Linked DNA regions of Mus musculus: region 2 is linked to region 1. The links are chromatin loops, found by intact Hi-C in ENCODE. Cell type or tissue: heart. All regions are shown on one strand.

Evidence for each region. A loop is a pair of places that touch in the nucleus more often than their neighbours do. Peaks named below come from ENCODE experiments on the same cell type or tissue, not always from the same donor. Only the 100,000 strongest peaks of a DNase experiment are listed, where the experiment ranks them.
Region 2: a loop joins it to region 1, with 5 times the contacts of the local background. A loop is called at or near these places in 21 of 42 quality-filtered maps.

Annotation. Positions count from the first base shown.
Region 1 is chr9:107,671,511-107,679,510 of GRCm38, reverse strand. Gnat1 (guanine nucleotide binding protein, alpha transducing 1) reads left to right here. Exons shown (of 9, transcript NM_008140.3): 1 at 1-68; 2 at 1,838-1,880; 3 at 1,996-2,137; 4 at 2,225-2,382; 5 at 2,490-2,618; 6 at 2,839-2,968; 7 at 3,162-3,315; 8 at 3,433-3,624; 9 at 3,928-5,074. The coding sequence ends at 3,623. Among named protein-coding and RNA genes, the nearest start is that of Gnat1, 4.1 kb to the left of the region's middle. In heart, CTCF peaks have their summits at 1,149 (motif pointing right), 1,913 (motif pointing left) and 3,340; DNase peaks (open chromatin) are centred at 1,180, 2,040, 3,080, 4,235 and 1 weaker place; H3K4me3 peaks cover 1,279 bases; H3K27ac peaks cover 349 bases; H3K27me3 peaks cover 4,621 bases.
Region 2 is chr9:107,602,357-107,610,356 of GRCm38, reverse strand. It overlaps Sema3b (sema domain, immunoglobulin domain (Ig), short basic domain, secreted, (semaphorin) 3B), which reads left to right and starts at 1,116. Exons shown (of 20, transcript NM_001042779.2): 1 at 1,116-1,236; 2 at 3,265-3,323; 3 at 4,770-4,910; 4 at 5,202-5,388; 5 at 6,157-6,314; 6 at 6,488-6,550; 7 at 6,941-7,060; 8 at 7,142-7,235; 9 at 7,364-7,483. The coding sequence starts at 5,280. In heart, no CTCF peak of the experiment used is centred here; DNase peaks (open chromatin) are centred at 1,166, 3,606, 4,887, 6,953 and 1 weaker place; H3K4me3 peaks cover 3,626 bases; H3K27ac peaks cover 6,258 bases; H3K27me3 peaks cover 510 bases.

The sequences.
Region 1 (8,000 bases):
AGAGCTGGAGAAGAAGCTGAAAGAGGATGCTGAGAAGGATGCCCGCACTGTGAAACTGCTGCTTCTGGGTAGGGGTGTGGGCCAGCGATGGGGAGGGGACAGCTGCCGGGCAGTCAGGCTAGGCAAACAGCCTCTCCTTGAAGCAGGGATTCCTTAGACGGAGGAAGAATGACAGTGTGGTGGGAGCCATTCCCAGGCAAGGCCAGGTGATGATGTCATAGTCCCCAAGGCAAGGATCCCAAGATAATTTCTTGGGACCCTTTTTTTTAAAAAAAAGATTTATTTTATGTAGGTGAGTACACTGTCGCTCTCTTAGACACACCATAAGAGGGCATCGGATCCCATTAAAGATGGTTGTGAGCCATCATGTGGTTGCTGGGAATTGAACTCAGGACCTCTGGTAAAGCAGTCAGTGCTCTTAACCACTGAGCCATCTCTCCAGCCCCTGGGGACACTCTTCTCTGCAGAAGGGTATACCAAACACCATTGTATGAATGTGTGTGTTCAGGCACATTTTGCCCTCAGACTATAGCTGTGGGTTTTCCAGGCCTGCTCAGCAAGGTATTCTTGGCTTTTCTTTCTCTCTTGAGAATAAGGTCTGAGAATAACTCTAGGATCACCCAGGTCCACAAAGGCACTGGGTGCCAGAACTTGGTCATCAGTAGACCTGTGAGACAGCTTTTAAAAGTGGAAAGATGCCAGGCAGTGGTGGCGCAGGCCTTCAATCCCAGCACTGGGAGGCAAGAACAAGTGACTCTCTGAGTCTGAGGCTAGCCTGGTCTACAGAGTGAGTTCCAGAATAGCCAGGCTTACACAAAAGGAAAAAAGGAAGTGGAAAGATATTGAGGCCTACATGGGATAAATAAAGCCAACCTCATGATCCCGTGGGTATTGAGGGGACATGCGGGTACCATTGCTTAACCCCAAAGGGAAAGTTGCTGCTTTAGAAGGGCAGCCAGAGGTACTAAGCCAGAGCCCCAAGAGAAAGGCCAAAGCTAAGCCGGAAATCCCATTAATTGTATCCAACACCCTTAAGGAGTGCAGGCTCAGAAAGGATATCGGCTCTGTCCTCTCCCCCATCTAAGGATGCTAATTCCCTCTGAGTCTCTCAGAGACATCTCCCTAGTTTCAGGTGAAAAGCAGAGGCTGGTCCATTCGGATAGTCCTATGCATGTGGTACTGAAAATCTCCACAAGGTGGCACTAGAGGGTCTTATTTTGATCTCGCAGCATACTAAAGACTTTCTTTTTTTTTTTTTTTTTTAAAGATTTATTTATTATTATATGTAACTACACTGTAGCTGTCTTCAGACACACCAGAAGAGGGAGTCAGATCTTGTTACAGATGGTTGTGAGCCACCATGTGGTTGCTGGGATTTTGAACTCTGGACCTTCGGAAGAGCAGTCGGGTGCTCTTACCCACTGAGCCATCTCACCAGCCCGACTTTCTTTACACAACAGAGTTTTGGGACGCCTCCTCCTTCCCACTGGACACAGTTGAGGTCCCTTAACTGATGTAGGTCCCTTTTGTCACTTACAGCCATTTTTCTTCAGGTTTTTTTTTTTTTTCTTCGAGACAGGGTTTCTCTGTTATAGCCCTGGCTGTCCTGGAACTCACTCTGTAAACCTCGAACTCAGAAATTCGCCTGCCTCTGCCTTCCAAGTGCTGGGATTAAAGGCGTGCGCCACCACGCCCGGCTTTCTTCAGGGGTCTTAAAGACTTTACTTTGAATAGAGATGAGGGCAATGATGATACTTTGACTATCTAGAGGTCTAGTTGGCACCCCAGGGCTCTGATCCAAAAGAAGTGCGGCTCTGAAGCACAGCTTTCCTTTCAGGTGCCGGTGAATCCGGGAAGAGCACTATTGTCAAACAGATGAAGTGAGTGTTCCCTGCCCATCCTAAGGCCCCCTAGTGGTGGGTGGGTGCATGCACATCAGAACCTGTCCTTCCCTACTTGCCCAGGTGGCTCTAACTTTGCTGGTCTTGGCTACAGGATTATCCACCAGGACGGGTATTCGCTGGAGGAATGCCTCGAGTTCATTGCCATCATCTACGGCAACACTCTGCAGTCCATCCTGGCCATCGTTCGGGCTATGACCACGCTCAACATTCAGTATGGAGATTCAGCCCGGCAGGTGAGGCAGGAGGCAGGCTGATGATGGTTAGGCTCATGGCACCTAGCTAGGCTCAGATTCACAACCACTACCCTGCCCCACCACTAGGATGATGCCCGGAAGCTCATGCACATGGCAGATACTATTGAGGAAGGCACAATGCCCAAGGAGATGTCAGACATCATTCAGCGCTTGTGGAAGGACTCGGGTATCCAAGCTTGCTTTGACCGAGCCTCAGAATACCAGCTCAATGACTCCGCCGGCTAGTGAGTACACATGTAGATGCAGGAGGGCAGGGGAGGTGAGTAGGCAGGACCCCGCGGGTGTGATCGCCCACGCCACTCACCCACTCGGACCGGGTGGTCTTCTTCAGCTATCTCTCAGACCTAGAGCGTCTGGTGACTCCAGGATATGTGCCCACTGAGCAGGACGTGTTGCGTTCTCGTGTCAAAACCACTGGTATTATCGAGACTCAATTCTCCTTCAAGGACCTCAACTTCAGGTAAGGCCCCTGCGCTAGGAGCACAGCTGGACTCACTGGGACGTCAGTGTCTTGAGTGAAGGTCCTTGCCAGGAGAAAGGCTGGTCATTTCAGATGCCAAGCGAGATGAGGGCTCTCCAGCTAGCTTAGGAGGACGGGGGTGGGGTTGGGGGGCAGTGGGCATATCCAGGTGACCGACCAGACACACCGATCTAAATCCGGACCCGGCTCTACCCGACAGAATGTTCGATGTGGGCGGGCAGCGTTCCGAGCGCAAAAAGTGGATCCACTGCTTTGAGGGTGTGACGTGCATCATTTTCATCGCTGCGCTGAGCGCTTACGACATGGTGCTGGTGGAGGACGACGAAGTGGTGAGTGCCAAGTGGGACCTGAGTGTTTGAGAAGGGAGGTGGAGCCCTGGGGAGGGGGGCGGACGAGGGCGGGGTGGGAGCCAGTGAGACTCACGGAACAGAAGCTGTCTGGGAGCCGTTGGTGTCGGGAGGGCAGAGACCCAGGGGCAGCTGCTTGCGTAGCCTGATGCCCAACAGCCGCTCCCCTCCCCAGAACCGAATGCACGAGAGCCTGCACCTGTTCAACAGCATCTGCAATCATCGCTACTTCGCCACAACGTCTATCGTGCTCTTCCTCAACAAGAAGGACGTTTTCTCCGAGAAGATAAAAAAGGCACACCTCAGCATCTGCTTCCCCGACTACGATGGTGAGATCCCTAGGCCCGGCCGCCAGGCGGTGCCCCAGTCCCACGATTCCCGCCGCGCGCGCCTTCCCGCGGGAGAAGGTCTTCCCGCGCAGAGCGAATGCTGCTCTTCTGCCGCAGGACCTAACACTTACGAGGATGCCGGCAACTACATCAAAGTGCAGTTCCTGGAGCTTAACATGCGACGTGATGTGAAGGAGATCTATTCCCACATGACGTGCGCTACCGACACACAGAACGTCAAGTTTGTCTTTGACGCTGTCACCGACATTATCATCAAGGAGAACCTCAAAGACTGCGGGCTCTTCTGAGGTGGAGTCCTAGCTAGCCAGACTTTCCGCCATCCTTCGCCTTAATCTCAGGGCGCTAATCCTGCCCCTAGTTCCTCATTAGGTTCACTGCTTCAGACTGACTGCCGCACTCCTAAGCCCCGCCCCACTGCTCTCAGGTTCCACCCATTACCAGAAGCCCCTCCCCCTATTCATTAGCTCAACATCTTTTCATCCCTTCCCAACCTCCAGATGCACTGATTCCAGGGCTGCCCCCATCCCCGCCCCATCCCATTTATTTTGCTGTTCAAGGAGCCTGAGATTCCATTTCTTCTTCTCTTCACAGGTACCTGAATTCAGGTGTGTCTCTTGCCCTGAGATTCTGTAGCCCTGCAGCCCTGTAGCCCTGTAGTCCCCTCAAATACCGTCCTTTCCACAAGCTGCTGCTCTTGTAGCCACACACCCAAAGGCATGAGGCTTGCAGTGCAGACCCTCCCCCAAGTACCCAACTCGACCCTGCTTTTCACCGCCTGGCTGCACTGGCCTCTTGGACCTACAGCAGCCAGCCTGAGCTAGGACACCTCAGGACTTGGGACAGCTGGAACTCACAGTGACTCAGCAGTGCCCTAGTGACCCGTCTGTCTCCAGCCTCTTCTGCTACCCCCAGCAGCAGCAGCAGCTCACCAGCAGATCCCCATTCCACAAACAGCCCTCCCTCACCAGTTTCCACGAAGGACTTGAGGTATCCCTCCCTCAAGCAGTAGGCCGGTCCAGCCTGCTACCTGCATATGACAAGTCCAACACGTGTCCACCCAGTGGTTAGTGACTGTCCCTCCCAGTAGCCTGAGGACTCCAAAGTCCAAGCTCTGGTTTTTGAAGCCTCGTATAGAGAAGTGAGTGACTTTGACGTGGGTGCCAGGGAAAGAAAGACACAAGCCAAACCCATTCCCGAACATCAGACTCAGGGTTTCTCCAGTCCCTTCTCCCTCTGGGTCTTGCCCCTCTGTCCTTGGACACTTCCACACCACACCTCATCCACCCACACACAATACTCAGGGCTGGCTGGTCAAGGTATGCTGTATTGAAGGAGGGTATTATTGACATAGCTATGACCAATAATGAAGCCATGCTGAGGGGTGGCTCAGAGCAGAGTCCAACCCCTATTGATCAACCATGGGCAAAGAATATCCCATGTGAGGTTACAGGCAATTCCATGTGACCATGTTGTCCCTCCTGATTCAGGGCCCATTCCTTAGGAGGGAGAACTGAAAACCAGGCCTAAACCATTAGAGACAATGTCCCCCAACCCCCAGCCACTTCTACAACCTTTGCTTAAGCCTGTGGACCAGAGCCAGTGCTGCTGGAAGAGGCAAGATGCTTCTGGACAGCAAGACTAGGGCACAACCTCTCCCTCCCTTAGCTAGCTGCAGACTCAGCAATAAACCTTTGCACCAGATCTGCTGTCCTTCCTTGGGTCGGCGGGGGAAACTCAACCATTCTGTGTCCTGTACATTTATTAAGGTCCTAATACTAGACATCAGTGATGTAGGGTTCCCAGTACTAGACATCAGTCATGTAGGAAGATTACCTTCTTCCAAGGTAAAGGATCCAGCCTGTCATGGGCTGTGGGATCTCAGAGGGGATTAGTGGATCCAACTCATGGCGTCAGACAGAGGCTGAAGGATATGGAAAACATTACTGGGACAGGTTATGATCAAGAAGGAGTTTTTGCTTACTTGTTTTATGAAACAGGGTCTTACTGGGTAGCCTAGGCTGGCTTTGAACTCACCATCTTCCTGCCTCTGAGTGCTGGGATTATAGGCATGCCTCTTGGATGGCACCTAGTGCCAGGGCATGTGAGACAGATGTTCATCTGACAGATCATAGAATGCATAAGAGCTGGCTGAGCACTTGGAACTGTGGGCACAGGAGCTCAGCGAAGCAGAGAAACAAAAGATGGTGGAAGACAGCGGACAGGGCCAAATGCCAGGAGAGGACTTACAAGAAGCTCTCAAAGCTCGGACGTGAGTGTAGCTAGGATTAGGGTGAGGCAAAGGAGACTCATCACCTCCAGAACAGCAGTGGCAGCCAGGGGCTGGTGCACTAGCTCATGATCTGAATCCCAGCACTCAGAGAGCAGAGGCAGGTGGACCTGTGTGAGCTTGAGACTCTCTGTCTAAGTAGCAAGTTCCAGGCCAGTCAGGGCTACATAGTGACACACACACATACACACACACACACACACACACACACACACACACACAAAGAGATGCTCAGCAGTTTTTTTTTTATTACGTATTTTCCTCAATTACATTTCCAATGCTATCCCAAAAGTCCCCCACACCCTCCCCCCCCCACTCCCCTACCCACCCATCCCCATTTTTTGGCCCTGGCGTTCCCCTGTACTGGGGCATATAAAGTTTGCCTGTCCAATGGGCCTCTCTTTCCAGTGATGGCCTACTAAGCCATCTTTTGATACATATGCAGCTAGAGTCAAGAACTCCGGGGTAGTGGTTAGTTCATAATGTTGCACCTACAGGGTTGCAGATCTCTTTAGCTCCTTGGATACTTTCTCTAGCTCCTCCATTGGGGACCCTGTGATCCATCCAATAGTTGACTGTGAGCATCCACTTCTGTGTTTGCTAGGCCCCGACCTAGTCTCACAAGAGACAGCTATATCACAGTCCTTGCAACAAACGCTTGCTAGTGTATGCAATGGTGGATGCTCAGCAGTTAATAACACATAATGCTTTTACAGAGGACCTGAGCTCAGTTCCCACAGCAGGCTGTTCACAACCACCTGTTGCTCTAGGTCCAGAGGATCTGATGCCTTCTTTTAGCTTTAGAAGGCACCTGGACTCACATCCACATATCCCCACATGCATAGACCCACGTAAAGATAAATAATTAGCAAAATAAGCGGTTGTTGTTGTTTTAATTTGGGTACTGGAGAGAGATGGCTCAGCACTTAAGAGCACTGGCTGCTCTTCCAGGGGACCTGGTTTTAGTTCTCAGCACCACATGGTAACTCATAACCACTTGTAACTCCCATTCCAAGGAACTCAATATCTTCTGCTGGCTTCTGTGGGCACCCTGCATACACATGGTACACACATGGTACATAGACACCCCTACAGGCAAACACCCACAGGCATAAAGTAAAATAATTTTTTAACATTTTTAGTTGGGTGTCTTGGCACACATCTTTGCTCCCCACACTCCAAAGGTGAGGCAGGTGAATCTCTGTGAGTTTGAGGCCAGCCTGGTTTACACAGTGAGTTCCAAGACATCCAGAGCGACATAGAGAGATAATGGCTTTAAAAAGGCAAAAAATTTAATCTTAAAAAAAAAATTAGTTGGGTAGTGGTGGCACACCCCTTTAATCCCAGAGGCAGTCAGATCTTTGTAGATTTGAGGCCAGCCTGGTCTACATAGCAAGTTCTAGGACAACCTACACAAAGAACTATACAAAGAAACACTGTGTAAAAAAAAAAAACAAAAAAACAAAAAACAAAACAAAAACAAACAAACAAAAAAAAAAAACAAAAGCAAATGCCACAACTGAAACAAAGAAGTCAGGAAGTGGCATGGTGGCAGAAGCCTTTGGTCTGCCGAGGCAGGCTGACTTCCTTGAGTTTGAGGCCACCCTGATCTACACAGCAAGTTTCAGGCTAACCAGGGCTACATAGAAAAACTCTGTCAGTAATTTTTTTTCTTTTTTTTCTTTCCTTCTTTCCTTTTCTTTTTTCTTCTCCTCTGTCTTCCACATTTGCACTTCGGCATGCACCATAACATAAAGAAAAATCTCTGTGCCTAGATATGCTTTCTCTTTCTTTACATACTTAAAGAACAAACACCCATATTTTATTTGCACTATAAAATACTGGACATTGAGTATTTGGGAGGATCAGGGTTCAGGCCCTCCTCAAATTGATAGCATGAAGTATGTGAGACTCTGTCTTCAAAAAATGATCAAAATGTCACGGATACCACAGGAAGACCTACAGAGTCAACTAACCTAGGCCCATGCTCACAAAAACTGAGTGACCCAACCATAGAGCATGCATAGGCTGCACCTAGGCCCCCTGAACATGTATAACAGATGTGCAGCTTGGTCTTCATGTGCCTCCCATAACAACTGGAGCAGGGGCTGCCTCAGACTCTGTTGCCTGCCTTTGGATCCCTTTGCCCTGGCTGGACTGACTGGTCAGGCCTCAGTGGGGGAGGAGGGGCTCCCTGTGCCAAGGTGGGTTGAAACCCATGGGGGCGGGTATGGAGGAGGAGGGGGTGGGAGTAGAGGAGGGAGGGAGGGGGCTGTAACAGGACTTAAAGTGAATTAATTAATTAATGAGAAAAATGCCAAAAGAAGAACAAAGCAATGACGGTTTGGAAAGTAGCCTTCCTTGGCTTTCTAGTAAG
Region 2 (8,000 bases), 69 kb after region 1:
CAGAAACAGGCCGGGCCAGCCGGGAGGCTAGAAGGCTGGCAAGACGGAGCTAGGGTGGTGCTGTGGACCCCGGGCCAGGAGCTTCATCCCTGTGAACTCCTGTGAGTCAAGTCAGGATGTAGAAGCAAGAAGGCACTGTGGAGGGTGACCCCAGGGTCCCAGCCCAGAGGCAAGAGGCAGGTAGGATCTTATCCTATCTTCAACAAGACTTAGAATAGGATCCCTGAGGAATGTTTTTGGGTGCTGCTAGGAGTGAACTTTTGAGAATTCTGGGGGATCCCTAGGGGAGGGATCCCTGAGCACAAGGATTGGAGGGTGGAGAAAAGTAGCTATGCAGAGTAGGAAGTGGGAGAGGAGCTGAGCCTGAGGCTAAGATGGTAGCCATGACCTAGCAGGGTTTCCCTCATCAGAAGAGGCCCAGAGCTGTGCTGGCAATAGCACTCATCTGCACTGTGCCTCTAGCGTGCACCAGCCTGCTCAGCCGAGGGGGTTATAGAAGCGACTGACCAGGGATAGCTAGGAAGAGTGAGCCTGTAAGGTTGGCAGGTGGTGGCGCGTGCCTTTAATGCCAGCATTTGGGAGTTCAAAGCTAGCTTGGTCTACAAACCAAGTTCTAGAAAAGCCAGAGCTTTACAGAGAAATCCTGTCTTGGGGATGTGGGGGAGGGGTTAGTTGATCACTACACAGGTTCTGGGCAGTCCCCTCAGCATCTTCAACTCCTATCAGAGCATACAGAGGATGCCCCACACACGCATAAGTCAGGGTTTCCAGGAAGGCTCTCTCTATCCAACTTAGGGGATGTAGTATTTATGTAAATGCCATTTATGTAAATGGCTGTTGATCAGTACAGAGTGCTCTACAGTATTTTTTGCAGCTTTCCTGGTATAGCCCCTTCCTCAAAGGCTGTAAAGAACGGGGCCCCACCCCCACTCCCCGGCTTCCCCATCCCACTCTACTGGGCAATGAAGAAAACAGGAGTGTGGAACTGTGATGTGGCTGGTTGAGGGGGGGGGACTCCCCATCCCAGAGGGGCTGACCTCAGCCTGGGAGGAATGTGCACGAGGGAGGGAGGGAGGGCGGGAACGCAGGGGTGGAGCCAGTAGGGGGAGGGCCACAGTGAAAGGCCCAAGGCTCCTGGTGGTGGCCCCTCCTGCCACCCCTCCACCTCAGCTCTGACATGGCCCACTGAAGGGAAGGGCAAGAGGCAAGGAGGGGAGGAACTGATCTTTCCAAAAGGTGGGCCGGGGGTCCCCTGGACCATGGTGGCCAGGCTTGGGGTTTGTGGGTGGGGAATGTCCTGACAGACCCTTGACTTTTTCCCAGATTGCCTGGGGGCAGGTGGTATACTGTTGGGGGAATTAGGCTTCCTGGGGCTCCTAGTCCTCGTGGCAGTGCCTTACCACCCCCTGGCACTAAGCTCCAGTTCTCAGAGTCTCATGACCTAGTGCCCACGTGGCCAGCGGGGGGAAGGTTGCAAGGTGGAGCCATCGTTGATTGCAAAAGCAGGTGTCAGTAGGGAGCCTGCAATCCCACCCAGCCCAGGACACTGGCATGACCGACCAGCACAGCCACCATCAAAAGGGTGTTGGGTGTCCTACGGAGCCACCACGCTACCACAGGGAGCCCAGGCATGGTGCAGAGGTGGCTCGGTAGTGAGGCAAGGTGGGCAGGCAAGTGCAGAGACTTGGTGCAACTATCCAGTTATCTCCAAAAGGAAAAGACAGAGCTTTGGTAGGCTGTACTGTCAATGCACAGTCCGCAGGGAGAACCCAAGCAGACCTGTGCTAGTGGATGTCCCCAAGATAGAGGCTCAAGCAGGAGTAGGGACCCCAGCTGCCTCTCTGGGTTTCAGACCAAGACTGCCTTATTCCAGAATCTTTAGAAAGTCCAGTTATGACACCCGGGTACTGGCATCTGAAGTGCTGCCTTTTAGGGGAGCCCCACCTTAAATCCAACAGGATGAAACCCAGCAGTAGGGAGCAGGAAAGAGATCCTCTCACCTCTCACTCTTCAAGGGAGGAGACATAGCTACGGGAGCAAGTCACCTGGCTAAAGAGGGCCAGAGGCAGCTCGTGCCCTTGAGCTGGGAAGTGAGAGCCCCCGGTTGTCAGAAAGGTGGGGGGGGGGGCCTCTGGCACTGCCTCCTGGTGTGAATACCAGCGCTGGTGCCTGGCATAAAAGAAAAGAGATTGGGTCCTTGAGTCTGGAGAACTGGAGTCAGTCTGGGCAGACCAGGGACACAGCAGGGGTGACCAGGGGCCTCCAGGCGGCACTTGCTGCTGGGTGGAAAATTGTAAACAGCCAAAGAATGTTGTTTGCTTGCATGAGGCCAGGGGAGGCTGCCCAGGTCCTTGGAGAGAGGCAGCGAGCCCAGGAGCAGAGTAGGGCCTTATCCTAGAAACCTAGGCTCCTTTCTGAACACCCCTGGCCCTTGTCCCCCAGCGGCTAGACAGGTAGGCCAAGAACACTAGATCCTAAAGCTCCTGGAGAGATAAGTCTCCCCTTATCTCTGTCTGTGTCCCCTTATCTCTGATTGGATGACGTCCAGGCGGTATTAACAAAACTGCACAGTTGCAGCGCCAAGGCACCTGTGCCATACAACCGTACAGCCGTGGCTGGGGGCCTTCTGACCCCTGAGGGCAGTCTTGGGGAGAGTGAGGCAACATCCAGCCCTTTAAAGTGCTCCCAAGACTTCAAACAGGGAGTGGTTTTCAGAATAAGCTATACAACAAAACCCTAAGTACTTCCCAGCCTGGGCACCAAAGTCAATTGTAGGAGTCCTTCCTGTCTGAAAACTGTCTGCCACACTCCTGGCCCAGCCCCTGAGAAGCAGGGGTAGGTAAAGCAAGAAGTTGAGGGCCATCCTTGATTAATGATAAGTTCGAGGCCAGCCCAGGCTATAGAAGACCCTGGCCTTCAAACAAACAAAAGCAACCCTACAAACCCCTCTCGGGTACATGGTTCTGGGTTTGATGGATAGGGCAGTCTTGCCAGCTTGGAAGAGAGCGGGAGTCCATGGGTCATTCACCTTTCCAACATCTGCCCCAAGCTCCACCCTAGCTGGGCTCTGAGGATGGGCCCACATTCTCAGCATCTCCTGAGCCTCCCCTCCCCCCTCCTCCCCCTTTCCTGCCTGGCTGTCATTGTGTGTGTGTGTGTGGGGGGGCAGACAGCTGAGGTCCAATTGGTAAGAAAGTGACAGGCTGGGGCCCAGAAGAGGAGAGGAGAGCTCCTTCCCTGACCTCTGACCACTGTCCTAGCCAGCTCCTGGGACCTGAGCTTGCTGTGGAGTGTACAGTCATCCCTTAGCTGTGGAGGGACAGGTAAGGACCTGGGGTGCCTGGCCCACCATTCCTGCTGCCTGCTGCACAGAACTGTCAGGGATGGTCTCGGCTGATTCTTCCTGCTTTGCCTTATCTTAGTGACAGGTTTCTGGAACTATATCCTTGGGGCACCCTTCACCTTGAAACCCAGAAGGAGAGGGCCATCTTTACCTGCCCAACCCTTGCTCTCATTCCACTCCTGCGGGGCCACCGGTCTCCAGCCAGTCCCAGCTGCCTGTGCCGGTCACCCGATCCACCCTGTAGCCCTGCAAACTTTATGGTATTCGGGGCGGTGGCTGGCCTGGTGGAGGCGGGGGCTTTTACTTAAAGGAACCGTCAGAGGGTGCCCTGTGGGCCCTAGCCTTCTTCCCTTCCCCAGGACAAGAGGGGTCAAGGTGGGAGACCCCTGTCAGAGTTCTTGGTGGAGTGTGGGAAGGCAGCCTTGTCAGCCTCACAGACTTCTAGTACCTGAGAAAAGGTGCAGGCAAGTGTGACCAGATGAAAGGAAAGGGGGGCAGGGGAGAATCGGGTCCTGGCCTGGGAGGGGTCCAGGAACTGGTGTGTGTGTTGGGAGGGGGGGGTAGAAAGTGAATTGAGGGGAGAGCTTCAACCCAGCCAGCAGCTAATTTCCTTCTTTAATCACACTGGGACCTTGGCTCGAGTGCCCCACTGTCCTGTGTACTTCTGTAAGGGAGAGCTGTAGGAGCCAGAGCCTGGATCTACCTGAGTGTGCCAGGCAAGGCGTCTGGTTCAGTGGAGGGGCTCAACAATGACAGGGAAACTTAAGACCCTGAAATGGCAGGGACTTTGAGGGCAAATAATTGTTCCACCTGGAGCTTTAATTTAAGTGAGCCAGAACCGTCCATGGGCCTCAGTCCTCGCTTGGGTCTCTGTGTGCCCGGCTCCTTCTAACCCTCAGGCTACAGAGAGGAATCGGTCACAAAAACTGGGTCTGCTGGATTTGGCCTGAGTCTGGATCAGGGCCCTGAGAAGAATAGATGGCACTTGTCAACGGAAGCGATCGATGCGGCTTTTGTGTTCACTTGCATGTCCGCTGTGCCTGCACACACACCTGCCCATGTGCACATATGTGATTCATGTGCTGAACAGGCAGATTTAATGCTGGCACACACTTGACTAGATGTATACACACGGCACCGCGTGTTAAGTATACAGATTTGTACGTCAGCTTATATCTACATAGGTGTGACACCTGCTTGCTCATAGACATGTATGCATATGGACACGCACACACGCTCATGTATACATACATGTGTTCGGGTATGTGTGTTCACAAAGGGACCCTCAGAAATATATTCATATCCGTAGTCACCCACAACCTTGGATCCAGTCCCCAAAGTGCCCCTGCATTTCCCTGCCTGCCGGTCTGTGGGTACACGGCCACCTCCTGAGGCCTCGCCCCCCCCTCCACCCACTCTCCTGCAGCAACTGCTTTGCTCTTTGCACTTGGTGCCCTCTGGAATGACCACAGGATCTGACTCTCATCTGTCGGCTCTTCGCCCTTTACTGCCTGGGGACCTTGTCCGCATCATCAGTATCCTTGTCTCTGCCCCAGGCTGGCATGAAGTGGGTGCACAGTGTTTGTGAATTAACGTCTGTGAGTGTGTGTGCGGAGGGGAGGTTACTGAGGGTGACGTGGTGGGGCGGGTGCCTGCCAATGCAGGGTGACCCTGAGGGTGTGCCCGGTGTGGGTGTGTCTCTGATTGTGGCCAGGCGGGGCACCCTTGGTGGAGAGGAAACGGTATGCGACCCCCCAGCCTCTATCCCTAGGGGCTGTAATCTGATCCCTTGGGACTCCCCCGTGCCCTCCCACCCGCCCTTACCCTCTCTGCTTTGCTGCGGACTCTTCTCTTCCAGATCCTGGGGCAGAGTCCAGGACTGCTGAAGGCTCCTCCACACACGCCTGCTGAACCCTGAGCGCCCTGAGCTGCCGGCATGGGGCGGGCTGAGGCCGCCGCCATGATCCCAGGCCTGGCCCTTCTCTGGGTAGCAGGGCTAGGGGATACTGCCCCTAACCTTCCCCGCCTTCGGCTCTCCTTTCAAGGTAGGTGCACCTGGCAGATGGAGGGGCCGGCTTGAACAGGAAAAGGGCCCGATATGGAAAGACTTGCTGGTGCCAGTATGCGCATCCTCACTACTTGTTGGGTTGTGGGTTTTCTTGGGCCATCTCCAGTTAACCCTGTCCTAGCCTCAGCCCCCAACCTCTCTGCCCACATTCTGCTCATGTTTTCCCAAGGAGGACCCCTACTGTCTCCATAGCAACAGTCCCTGCCTCCGACTCATCCCCCCCCCCCCCATCCCAAAGCATTCCATGACTCTTCAGTAGTTAAGTCCAGGTTTGGGGACTGTCAGAGCCCCTTTCTTATACTCCTTGCACACAGGGGTGGTCCCTGGGCACAGAGTGGCATTTGCTGGTCAATTCTGCTAAATCCAAGCTAGCGGTAGGATGACAGGGAAGGGACCCCCAGCCTGACATTTTAGGGATGGATTCTGTCCTGTCAGTTGTCTTCCTTTTGCCTCTCCTAGAACCCTGCTGTCCATAAGCCTGCCTTCCAGCATGCCAGCCCACTTGCCTACACATGTTTTCCCAAACCTGTTTTCCCCTTTCCGGGGGGCATGCACCACCCACCCTGTGACTCTGTACATGCACCCGGGTGGGCCAGTCTTCATATGTGTAAGCTCACATCCACCTACGTGTCCATGTGTGTGTCTTGGGTCACACAAATAACCTTGGTCTGCAGATAGACGACCAGGCAGGGCCTTGAGGAAGTTCCTGGCACTGTTACGTACTGAGAAGTATCTCTCCCTGCAGAATTACAGGCCCGGCATGGTGTCCGAACCTTCAGGCTGGAGCGGACCTGCTGTTATGAAGCCTTGCTGGTGGATGAGGAGCGTGGACGCCTGTTTGTGGGTGCTGAGAACCACGTGGCTTCCCTCAGCCTGGACAACATCAGCAAGCGAGCCAAGAAGGTGCCCGGGACCCCTAACCTTACTCAGCGTCAGTGCTGGCTCAGGAAAAAGCCTTAGGGTCCCAATCCAGTCTGTCTAGACTCTAGAGAATCTCCAAGGGGTGGGCAACTGAATAGAGAAACCCCCAAAATAAAGAGCGCCCCAAATCCCTAACCTGTGTTCCCTCCCCATAGCTGGCCTGGCCCGCCCCCGTGGAATGGCGTGAAGAATGCAACTGGGCAGGGAAGGACATTGGTGTGAGTGTGGGCTACTCGAAGGGGAGTGTGCAGAAGAGAGTTGGGCCCCCCCATCCCAGGGCTGAGAGAGAGGCTAGCCTGTTATGGCTGGGGTAGGGGCAGGGAGGTCAAGGCAGATAAGGCAGTGACTCAGGGTGGGAGCTTATATGATTCTTCTTGGGGGGGGGCTCTGAGTCACAGGGGGAGCTGTGTGTATCTATACTTCCTCATGTAGTTACCCTGTGAAGGTAGATTGTCACGAAGGCCACTCAGGTCCCTGTAACTCATGTTAGTACTTCCCTGGGCTGATGCAGAAGAGAGACAGGATGGGGATGCCCCTAGTGACCTGCAACTCCTTCGGGCTGCCTCCCTGGGGAAAGCCTGACTGCACCCGCCCCACCTGCCCACCAGACCGAGTGCATGAACTTCGTGAAGCTGCTGCACACCTACAACCACACCCACTTGCTGGCCTGTGGCACAGGGGCTTTCCACCCAACCTGTGCCTTTGTGGAGGTGGGCCACCGGCTGGAGGTAAGACCAGGACTAAACAGTGGAGAGATGGGAAGGGTGACAAAGGACCTGACATTAACAACTCCCCTGCCCTGCCCCCAGGAACCCATGCTTCAACTGGACCGGAGGAAACTTGAGGACGGCAAGGGGAAGACTCCTTATGACCCAAGGCATCGGGCTGCCTCGGTGCTGGTGGGTGAGTCCAAAGGCTGGCACCCAATAGAACTCTAGAACCCTTTAGAAGTTCTAGAACTTCACGTGTCCCAGGAGCACCCCCCCCCCAGAGCTCATAGCTGGCTGAGTACCCCTTTGTCCTGTCTGCAGGGGAAGAACTGTATTCTGGGGTGACAGCAGACCTTATGGGCCGGGACTTTACCATCTTTCGAAGCCTTGGTCAGAATCCGAGTCTCCGAACAGAGCCCCATGATTCCCGCTGGCTCAATGGTGAGACACTGGTGGGGACCCTGGGAGGGGGCTGCCCTCCTCCGATAGGGAAGGTGCCACAGAATGAGGGAGCCACATTGAAGTCTCTCCATGTATCTACTATAATCCCTGAGCCAGAGGCACAGAGGCAGAGGCAGGCAGGAGTCTTTGAGCCCATGGGTCTTGGAGCCAGGATATGCTGAGGTACATGCCAGTGGCCGTGCAAGATGAAAGAACAGAAAAGGAAAAAGGTGTCTGGGTTGAATAAGGGAAGCTATTGTTGGGAGGGGCTGTGGGTTATTAATAGCTTCCAGAACACAAGAAAGCCAGCCAACAGAACTGGATGAGCATTCTAGGTAAGGGAAATGATGAGCGCAAAGGCCCTGAGGCAAAAAACCAGCAAAGATAAGGCTCAAGCAACTAGCATTGATAGGAAACTCAGACTCTCAAGGGCTGGAGTCCTTTAGCATGGGACAGCATGAGAAACCGAAACAGGAACAGGGAGTATTTGATCTGCTAGGGAGGAAGATTTGTGAAT